Regions from separate parts of the Homo sapiens genome. Here region 1 is linked to region 2. A link is a loop called in an ENCODE intact Hi-C map of the cell type or tissue named here. Cell type or tissue: dorsolateral prefrontal cortex. All regions are shown on one strand. Region 1 has its middle 17 kb from the start of LINC00626. Region 2 overlaps ATP1B1 (ATPase Na+/K+ transporting subunit beta 1).

Region 1 (5,000 bases), 320 kb after region 2:
GGCAGCACAGGGAGAGTAACAAGAGAAAATAGACCCAATGGTGTGGCAGCTCAGAGAGGGCCTTATGCCATGGCGAGGACTTGGACTCTCACTCTGAGTGTAAGTGGGGGCCAATGTAGGTTTTGATCAAGGGAGTGACATGACCTGATTTACGTTTTTAAAGCATTATTGCTACTTCTTTGTAGGGACCGTACAGAGGCAAAGACAGAAGCAGCAAGAACCGTTAGGAGGCAATTGCAATCAATATTCCAGGCAATTAATGATGGTAGCTTGAGTGAGCAGTAGCCCTGGTGAGGGCAGGAAATGGTAAGGGTCTGGATGTGTTTTGATGGTTGAGTCTACAGGACTACCTGATAAATTGTTTAACTGTGAGGAGTCAAGGATGACTCCCTGATTTTGGTCCTCTCAACAGAAGGACGGAGTTGCCAAAACTGAGATGAGGAAGGCTGTGGGTACAATAGGTTTGGGGTGAGGGAGTGGGGAAGGTTGGAAGTTTCTCTTTGGATCAGTTGAGGTTGAGATATCTATTGACATCCAAGATGTTGAGTCAACAGCTCCAAGAGAGCCTTCAGAGCCCCCAAGTTATATTTCTGTGTCTCAGATATAGTGGGTCAACTCTTTGTCAGCAGGCTGATGCCCAGCCCAGTTATTCCAGATAAAAGGAGATCACTCTCCTTACTTCTAAAATCAACTAGTTTCTGATTTCTTTCTCAAAAGAAATATCAGTAAACGGAAAAAATAAGCGACTTGGATATTCTTCAAAAGGCATACATATCCCTTATGATAACGTTAGATAGCAGTTTACACAGAATATGTGCAAAGACCTAGTTACTGTTACGAATGTCTTCCCTCTGCTGGGATTACATTCATATGTAGGTATTGACTGACCATCAGAACACCAAAATTTAGGCTGGGTGCTATGGCTCATGCCTGTAATCCCAGCACTTTGGGAGGCTGAGGCAGGAGGATTGCTTGAGACCAGGAGTTTGAGACCAGTCTGGGCAACATAGAGAGACCCCATCTCTACAAAAAATTAAAAAATTAGCCAGGCATGGTGGTGCATGCCTGTGGTCTCAGCTACTCAGCAGGCTGAGGTGAGAGGATTACTTAAGTTTGGGAAGTTGAGGCTACAGTGAGCCATGATCATACCACTGCAGCCTGGGAAACAGGGAGACTCTGTCTCAAAAAAGAAAAAAAAAGAATACCACAGTTTATACCTCAAAGTCTCAATCTTACTTGCTTTTTATATTTGGTTAAATTATTAGGATAGCACATTAAAAGAAAAAAATCAAAAGAAAAATATGTGTAATACTGTCACCCTATTGCAATGACATCTTTTTAATTTGTTTTATTTTCATGTTACTTTCCATTTATTTCCAATTTTATATAAAGGCTTGATTAGGAGACTTTTCAACTATAGGATTCAGAGAGGCCTTTGGGGGAAGTTAGCAGGATCCAAGATGTGAGGATAGAGGTATTTGCAGCTAATAGTGTGAATAAATAGAACTGAATTTCACTGAAACATTATTCTATTTTAATAATTTTCAAAATAGATGGAAGACCTGTTTTCCTGAGTATTATCTCTGCCAGTAATAGCACCTATTAATTACACTTTTGTGTCTGTGCACTTTGGGTGTTTTTGTTTTGTTTTGTTTTTACTATTTGCTCTGTTCACTTTTTTAGTTCTAATTACTTTTTTACCATATACTTTCCACATACTCACACATTCCAATTTCACTCTTGATTTTGTATTTACAACACATACAGATGAAATAAAGCCCACCACTTAAAATAACCTAGGAAATACTGCATCTTGCAATATCCAATTATTCACTTTCCCTACAAATTCTTAATGTCATGCAAATCAATGAAGAACCTCAGAGAAATTTTACCTCCCTCTGTGATTTTTTAAAGTAAACGTTTCTTTGAAGAAAGTGCTAGAACAATAGCAACAGATTACAGACTACCTTTAGATATAGATGGCATTCTTGCAAAGAGATAATTAACAACAAAAAGAAAGAGTGACAAAAAAACAGAACTCTGGAATCTGAAGAGCTCTTTTAGAGGCAAAAATAAGACCCTCTTCAATAAATGCGTATATTAACCTGAGCAAAAACACCAGTAACCTGAAAACTTACCTGATGATGCATCTCTATTAATAAAAATGTTTTAGTTTGTTCCTCCAGGAAATAAACGTATTTATTTATACCAAATGAACAATTGTACTAATATATTGTATATTTTATAAAATATATGCAAAACAGAAATTAAATGTAAGTTAACGTAAATAGCATCCTAATCATTTCATCCCGCACCTCAACAGATCATTTTTCCCCATGGGCCACATTTACCCTATTTAAGAGAACACTGAACATTGCAAGTGAGTGCTGTAAAAAACTTTTCAGCGAATGCAGCCTCTCTGTCTCAGTCTCCATTGTTTTCAGCTCTGGATAGCTGCCCTGTCACACCAAACACAAAACCACAGCGGTTAGCTCTTGTCACAGTGGCCTGAAAGCAACTACCCCAAGTGGTCAGCCTGAGACTGGAGACAGGAAGGCGTCATGTCACTTTAAAAGATTGGAAGGAGATAAATGCCACAGTCCCAACCAGCTCCCATCAAGTTCAGAATATGTCAGGCCTTTTGTAGGGCCCTGAATGATTTGCATTAGTATCCATGTCTGCCAATAGCAATATAAAAATTACCCCTCTTAGAAGCAGCGCTTTGATGTTTGCACAAGGCGTGCTCTTCTCTCCTAGGCAGGCATTCCCTTTCGTCTTCTGCTGGCCACTGGCAATCTTATGACTGCTTACACAGACATCCAGGTGCATTTCACTTGGCTGTTTCCCATCATGGGTTCCTTATATAGAACTTGCTCTCTTTTCTCATGGAGAATGTGTGTGTCTGTTTCTGTCCATATGTACCCATGTGCATTCATGCTGTTTAAAGAAAACTGCTCTAAAAGCTTGGTTGACATCCAAAGAAGGAAATAAATGATTGTGTGTTTATTTTAGACAGATGGACAACCTAGATATTGGTGATGGGATTATTGATTTCCCCTTTATGAGACAAACATACACACCAAGTCGTTGCCAAGACATCTTGTCCCTGGTCATAAGACAGTGTCTTAGTGAATAATTTATTTCGTCCATTTTAATGATTTGGGTGGTTAAATGGTAGAAATGACCTGCTGAACAGAAAATCAGCCAATAGCATCTTCAAAGACCATAAAAGTGAACTGTCATAGATGGTTTGGCTCACTGGTAAAGCAACTAAAGCTCTTCTATGAATGTTCTTAAAGAGAAAGAACCAACCAGGTTATAAACCAGGGTCTTCTTGAATGTGAAGGATAGTAAATGTTGCTTTAAGCAAGTCCCTGCACTATTACCAGGTTTTAACAAAGCAAAGCACATCCTACCTCTTACTACCTGCCATGATATTTGTAATAGTACAAATGAGATATAGGCCTGAAACACATTGCCATTTTAGCAATGACCACTTGTTTTCTATCCCAATAGAATATTTCAAGAAGTTATTACTATTGACAATTTAAATGTTAATAGAATTTTAGTTCAAAGTAATTGACTTTTAAAAAATTTTTAGGTTTCACTTATTCATCCAATAAGCATTTACTGAAGGCCTTCTAGGTATTTCATAGGGGACAAAACCCAGTCTCTATTCTTAAACAGCACTATTGTTATTAAATACAGGTTGATAAGCACTGCCATTCAGGGGGTCCTGGGTGCTAAGGGAGAATGCAGGAGGGCGAAAGGGACACCTAACCCAGTCCAGGCATTGAGAGAAAGCATTTAGAGGGAAGTGAGGTTTAATCTAAGAAAATAGACTAAGTGGGAATTAGCTATAAGAAGAGGATATGTAGAAGACAGTCTGAAAAGGGTAACACGACTTGCAAAGGCCCAGAGACTCAATCTGAGTCCAGAAAGTAAGCAGGTAAGGTTGGATTGTAAAATGAAAATGAACCAGTTAGAGTGGAGAAAGACGAAGCTACTGTGATAAGAAGACTGGGTGATGGAGGATCTTAGAAACAATGTTAGAGTTTGAACTTTATCCTTAGAGTAATGAAGGCATTGAAAGATTTTAAGGAAAAATAATTGTATTTTGGAAAGAGCATTCTGGTGGCCATGTAGAAAAATATCTTCTTAAACTACAGGTCATGATCCATTTGTCAGTTACGAAACCATTGCAATAAATCACAAATAGCTGGATTTTTACAAAATTAAATACATAGGATAGAAAATATCAGCATATACTGCAAAAGAGTATGGGAAATATTGTTTCATGAAGCTTTTGCTTCAGAAGTGTGTGTGTGCCCTAGATCTTGATGTGGAATTTATTTCTTCCTGTGGGTCTCAACAATAAATAAATAAAATTTGAAAGTACAGAGAATAGACTAGAGTTGAATACAAAACTCCAGCAGTTCAAAATTGTAGCCTGAAAACAGCAGTAACAGGGAAATACAACAGAATGGAGGAGTTACTCTAGAGGTAGAAAGAATGAACAGGAATTGGTGATGAAGTAAATGTGGTGAAGAGGTAGAGATCAAAGATGACTCCTAGTAGGATAAATAGGTATATGGTGATGATGCCAGCCCCTAAAAACAGGAGCACAGAGAGGGAAGCATGTTTGCTGAGGAAGATGAAGTTTCACTGCACAAATTGGCTATGGGAAGTATGTTAGTTTCTTATTGCTGCTGTTAAAAATTATCGCAAACTTTGGGGCTTAAAACAATACAAGTTTATTATCTTATAGTTCTGGAGGTTATAAGTCCAAAATAGGTCAACTGGGAATGACTTTTTTTCTTGACTAAAGCCTTTAGCCAGTTCTCAGCTTTTTCCAAATTACAATCAGAGGATCGTTCAAGAAAAAGTAAAGAGGGATTTAAAAAAATGTTTTAAGTTATAAAAATTAAACTCTACTCACTATTTTGGCACATAAGTTTATTCTGGATAGTTGGATACACTGGCATATGCAAAAATGCATT
Region 2 (5,000 bases):
CTGTTTTGGATGCAAGAAAATGATCGTCTAGATTTGACTCTTTGGGACGTTTCTGCCAGCAATGTATTTGTCTTTAAAAATATGTAGAGAAAATGCTCACTAAGAAGTTGCCAGAATCTATCCTCCAATGGTGAGGATAGTGAGATGCTGGGATACTCTGATCTCTGACAAAAATAACTCCAAAATAGTTGGAGATTTGGGTGGAGGTGATGAATTAGGCAGTGGCAATGGATAACCAAGTAGAGACCAAAGAAAAAAGAAAAAAAGGACTGAAAAGAAAGAGTAGCTGAATTTATCACTGAACCAAGTAACTCTAAAGATGTGGGAAGAAATCAATCACAATAGACTAGACTGCCTCTGTGGGGTCCAAATGTCATTCAGTGTCTACGATGAGTAATGTCAAAAGCAAGGTACTCAGAAAGTATGGGATGAGTCTTCTCTTGGCCATGCCACAACAATTTCTTTTGCTGCTAAATAGCTGATTGATCTCAGTGAAGTATTCCCCAGCAATATGAATATCAAATACATTTTGGCATAATGGTTCTCACCGTTTTTCTTCCATTATATCCTGTCTATGTGGAAAGAAGCTTAAAATCCTTTTGAGAGGTACATTAATTTCTGCCAGCAGTCCATCAAACTAGCCAGCCAGGCAACCATCCATCCCCACCTACTCATTTTTGCCTCTGATGGCAATAAAGGAACTTTGATGCATCCTTCAGTTAACAAAACTTTTTATCTCTGTGTTGATTTTCTTTTGAAAATATTATTCATGGGTAACAAGCATTGTAGAAATAAATTAATAGCATTCAATAGAAAATTAATGAACAAAAGTGCCAGATTTCAGAAATGAAATGAGTTTGTTCACATAACTCAATATACTGCAGTCAATTTCTATCAAAATTAGAAACAACACTCATAATGCCAACGCTCATATACGGGTGATTAGGGGGAAACCTGCCAGAAGAAGCCAGGCTTAAGGGGAAAGGACAGCATTAATTCATGATCTGGAGGAGAGGATGAAATGACCAGCTTTACAAAAGCAGACAACAACGATAAATTTTCCATTCTTATGGAGAATATAATCTCACCAAATGGTGAGCAATGGCAATTTGCTCATTTTTCAGTGATCCAGAGTAATGTTTATCCATTATAAGTTGCAGTAATACAAAAAGCCAACAGCATGGCTAGCAAAATTCAGCCTAGATGATGTTAAACTTCTACTTCCGCAATAAAATTCAGAAAAAATATTTTTTCAGATTATCAATTTTTTTGAAATGTTCCTGTGGCTTCCAGAGGACCAAAACTGGACTATACATGCAAGTGGGTTAAAATTTTTTTTTTAATCCATTCTTTATGAAGTAAAAAATAAAAAACTTTTTTTTTTCTCTAACCACTAGACCACCAGGGAAAAAATATATTTTTCCATTTTTACTTTTTTAAAGAGTTTATGTTATAGAAACTGTTATCTGGATACTGAGCAGGAGTATTAAGAAAAGGGCCACAGACTCACTTCAGAATGCAGCTTTGCCTCTCAGAATTCCTTTAACTTTAGAAAATGAGATTAATGTCCTAACTACAAGAATTGCAGGGTGGATACAGAAGTTTTTGGTGTTACTCTACTGGCTACGTTTCAAAGTCAGCACTGAGTATACTTTAAAACTATCTTACATTGTCTTCTCAGATCAATTAAGTACTTAGTGTAAATGACTCATCTAAATTCTATCATTTAAAATATTACTTGCCTTAGGTTTGAAGCCTAGAACTCGGTTGAGCTTTATAATAATGCACGGTTTGCCCTCTTTGTAGCCATAAGTTTCATCATTTAATCCAGAGCAATTTCCCAGCCATTCAAGCTTGAATCTGCAGACCTTTCGCTCTCCTCGTTCATGATTAAAGTCTCCTCGTTCTTTCGGTTCACTGGGCACATCTAAAAATAAAAACACAACTTTTATATTGTACCAGCAATTCCCTTAGCAGTTCTAAGAAAAAGAAACTGTCTTCCTTGTCATAGTTACCTATTCTGAGAGTACGCTATTCTGCATTTAATGCATGATCTGAATTAAGCAAGATCTCCAGGAAAACCATCTCTCACCTCTTCACTCATATTAAAAGATATTTTACCAAAAGGAATAGCTGGTATATGGCCCCACACCAAAGCTTCATAGTACTTGATCAGCACGTAATATTTAGTCTCTGGCAATATTTCCCTTCTTTTAAATAATGGATTACTCAGCTATTTAGAAGACTGAAAGGAGACGGATCACACTGCGTGAGTAGCATCATTCACACTGTCAACACTGGCTTAGCTCAGTAACAGGGATATTATAATCAGAATACAAAAGGACTGTCAATAATTTTCAGAACTAGGTTTTTTTTTTGGTCAGAATTTTTAAAAAGGAACTGGTATTTTCCTTTTCAACCACCACTTAAGGGTTTTTTTGAGACAGGGTCTCACTCCGTGGCCTAGGTTGGAGTGCGGCAGCATGATCATGGCCCACTGCAGCCTCAACCTCCTGGGCTCTAAAGATCCTCCCACCTCAGCATCCTGAGTAGCTGGGACTACAGGCGTGTGCCACCCTGTGGCTAGTTTTTTTTAATTTTGCAGAGACTGGGGTCTTGCTGTGTTGCCCAGGCTTTTTTGATTTGAGTTTCTGCCTTTTAAAGCTATGCATTAAGCATTTGCTGGACTGAGAAATTTTATTCTGGCATTTTTAATTCAATCCTCATATAAAAGCCAGAAAAAGACCAAGTGAATATAGAATTCAAAGTTAATGTATAGCATGCTGGAGGAAAATAATGCAAACCATAATTTATGTATAGTTTTTAAATTCACAAATGAACTATTTTCCCTTCAAATAGCGAAGAGTCTGAATTTAGACTATCTCCTTGAAGTGATTCACCCTGATTATCCCTCAGGCCTTTTAATTACTGCAAAGTAAGATGAAAACCTCATTTAAATTCTAATGAGAAAAATTCACACTGAAAATGTTCTTTTAAGTTACTAAATATTTCCAAAATAACTTAAAATGGCAATTCGCCCCATACTCTGACCAAGCCACAGCCTGCCTTATAAAGAACTGGAGTTGGTAAATGCTTGAATTGAATCAGAAGGGATGATATTACCTAGTAAAACTCAGAGAGATGTTTTATGTTTGTTTGTTTGTTTTAACGTTTTTGAGACAGGGTCTCACACTGGTGCCCAGGCTGGAGTGCTGTGGCGTGATCATGGCTTATTGCAGCCTCGACCTCCCAGGCTCAAGTGATCCTCCCACTTCAGCCTCCCAAGTAGCTGGGACCACGGGCACACAACACCACACCCAGCTAACTTGTCTTATTTTTTGTAGAGATGGGGTCTCACTGTGTTGCCCAGGTTGGTCTCGAACTCCTAGGCTCAAGCAATCCTCCCTCCTCAGCCTCCCAAAGTGCAAGGATTACAGGCATGAGCCACTGCACCCAGCGAGAGTATTTTTTTGTGGAAAGAATGAGAACATGGACTGGAAAATTCACAGTCCAGGTAGTAAGAGTGAGGACATGTATTCATGTCAATGACTTAATGAAACTAAGAGCCTCTCTTTACCCTTCATAAGTCATTTCCTTATCCAAAACGATCAGCTGCCTAACACATATTTCATTATCTATCCCAACCAGGATCAATAAAAGTATACCCTGACCATACATCCTCCTTCATGAATGCCAGTGCAGTGATAGCTAATCACACCAAAAGGTCTTTCTGATGAGAGAAGGCCCTGTGCACTCTTCTATAGGGAGAACTTTTTGGGGGAAGATAAGGAAATAAGTAGCTGTACTTTTCAACGGATGTAAGAGAAAGAAAACCGGAATTGCTGTCTTGGCTCTGAATAGTAAAAAATAGTACCTAGGAGTGTTTTAAAGTAAGACACCTTTCCAATGCAGAAAACAGTCATACTTGAGGCTGTACTGTTTTTCATTGTGTCTTCCTGCTTTTTTTAAAAAAAGTGTCTAAATATGGCCAGAGTTCAATCTTTCATTATTTCAGGATTATCTCTCGATCATTAAACAAAAAATAGAAGTGGGAAATAAGAGTTAAAGAGAAAGAAAACTAGCCACAGACATCTACAATGAGTCTACTTACCGCCACAATCTTCAAAAATCATGTCATCCCTCTGGGCTGAATCTTTGTACTTTTCCAGGAACCTAACTATGTTCAGTACATATGCCTCATAGCTCTTGGGATCATTAGGACGAAAGGAAATTTCAGTCTTCTGGATCTGAGGAATCTGTGTTAATCCTAGACCAGGCAGAGAGAAAAACATTAGTAGGAAGGCAGAAACGAAGACAATTCAAAAGTAGACTTTCCACATACAAAACATACTTTGCTAACTCCACTTGGCTAAAAAGAAAGGGTCTTGCCTCCCTTGTTAAATCACTCCTCTGGCATTTAGATTAGGTAACCCCAAGTACCAGTGACTATGCTTTAATATCACAGATCAGTTAATTTCCATAGCAACACTTCATGGTAGGCATCACCTCCATTTTATGAATGACAACACTGCTTGCACTGAAAGATTAACTACCTGGGCCAAGGCTGCACAGAAAGTGGTAGAACCAGAATTCCAACCCAGGTGTGCTGTACTCCAAAGCCCATTATGTTTCTAGTACCCCAACGTGCACAGTTTTTTAAAATACCCTGCTAGCTAGCATTGTGTGCAGGTGGCTTTACCCTCCCTAATTACGTGTAAGCCTTGGACACAGAGGTCTTCTTTTATAATCCTTATTGTCAGTAAATGTATAACCATTCCAAATTCTCTAGACTCAAGCCTACCTAACCAAGATATTTCTTTGGATCTTTTAAACTAAACGGGAAGAATTTGGGACATACATGCAGTAACCACAAATGCTTTCCAATCTGAAAGTCTCAGCATGTCAGTGCCGGTCAGATAAAATTCAAAGTCCGTATGCCTTGGGTTTGCACTCTCTAAAACTCTGTTACATTCTTTAATATCCAAAAGCCGCTGCCTTCA

The links. A loop is a pair of places that touch in the nucleus more often than their neighbours do. Peaks named below come from ENCODE experiments on the same cell type or tissue, not always from the same donor. Only the 100,000 strongest peaks of a DNase experiment are listed, where the experiment ranks them.
Region 1: a loop joins it to region 2, with 2.2 times the contacts of the local background. A loop is called at or near these places in 1 of 110 quality-filtered maps.

Annotation. Positions count from the first base shown.
Region 1 is chr1:168,801,816-168,806,815 of GRCh38, reverse strand. No RefSeq gene overlaps it. Among named protein-coding and RNA genes, the nearest start is that of LINC00626, 17 kb to the right of the region's middle. In dorsolateral prefrontal cortex, CTCF peaks have their summits at 2,308 and 2,511; a DNase peak (open chromatin) is centred at 2,505; H3K4me3 peaks cover 926 bases.
Region 2 is chr1:169,124,151-169,129,150 of GRCh38, reverse strand. ATP1B1 (ATPase Na+/K+ transporting subunit beta 1) reads right to left here. Exons shown (of 6, transcript NM_001677.4): 3 at 4,112-4,267; 4 at 1,743-1,927. Among named protein-coding and RNA genes, the nearest start is that of ATP1B1, 20 kb to the right of the region's middle. In dorsolateral prefrontal cortex, CTCF peaks have their summits at 2,443 and 2,648; no DNase peak of the experiment used is centred here; H3K4me3 peaks cover 1,470 bases; H3K27ac peaks cover 4,236 bases.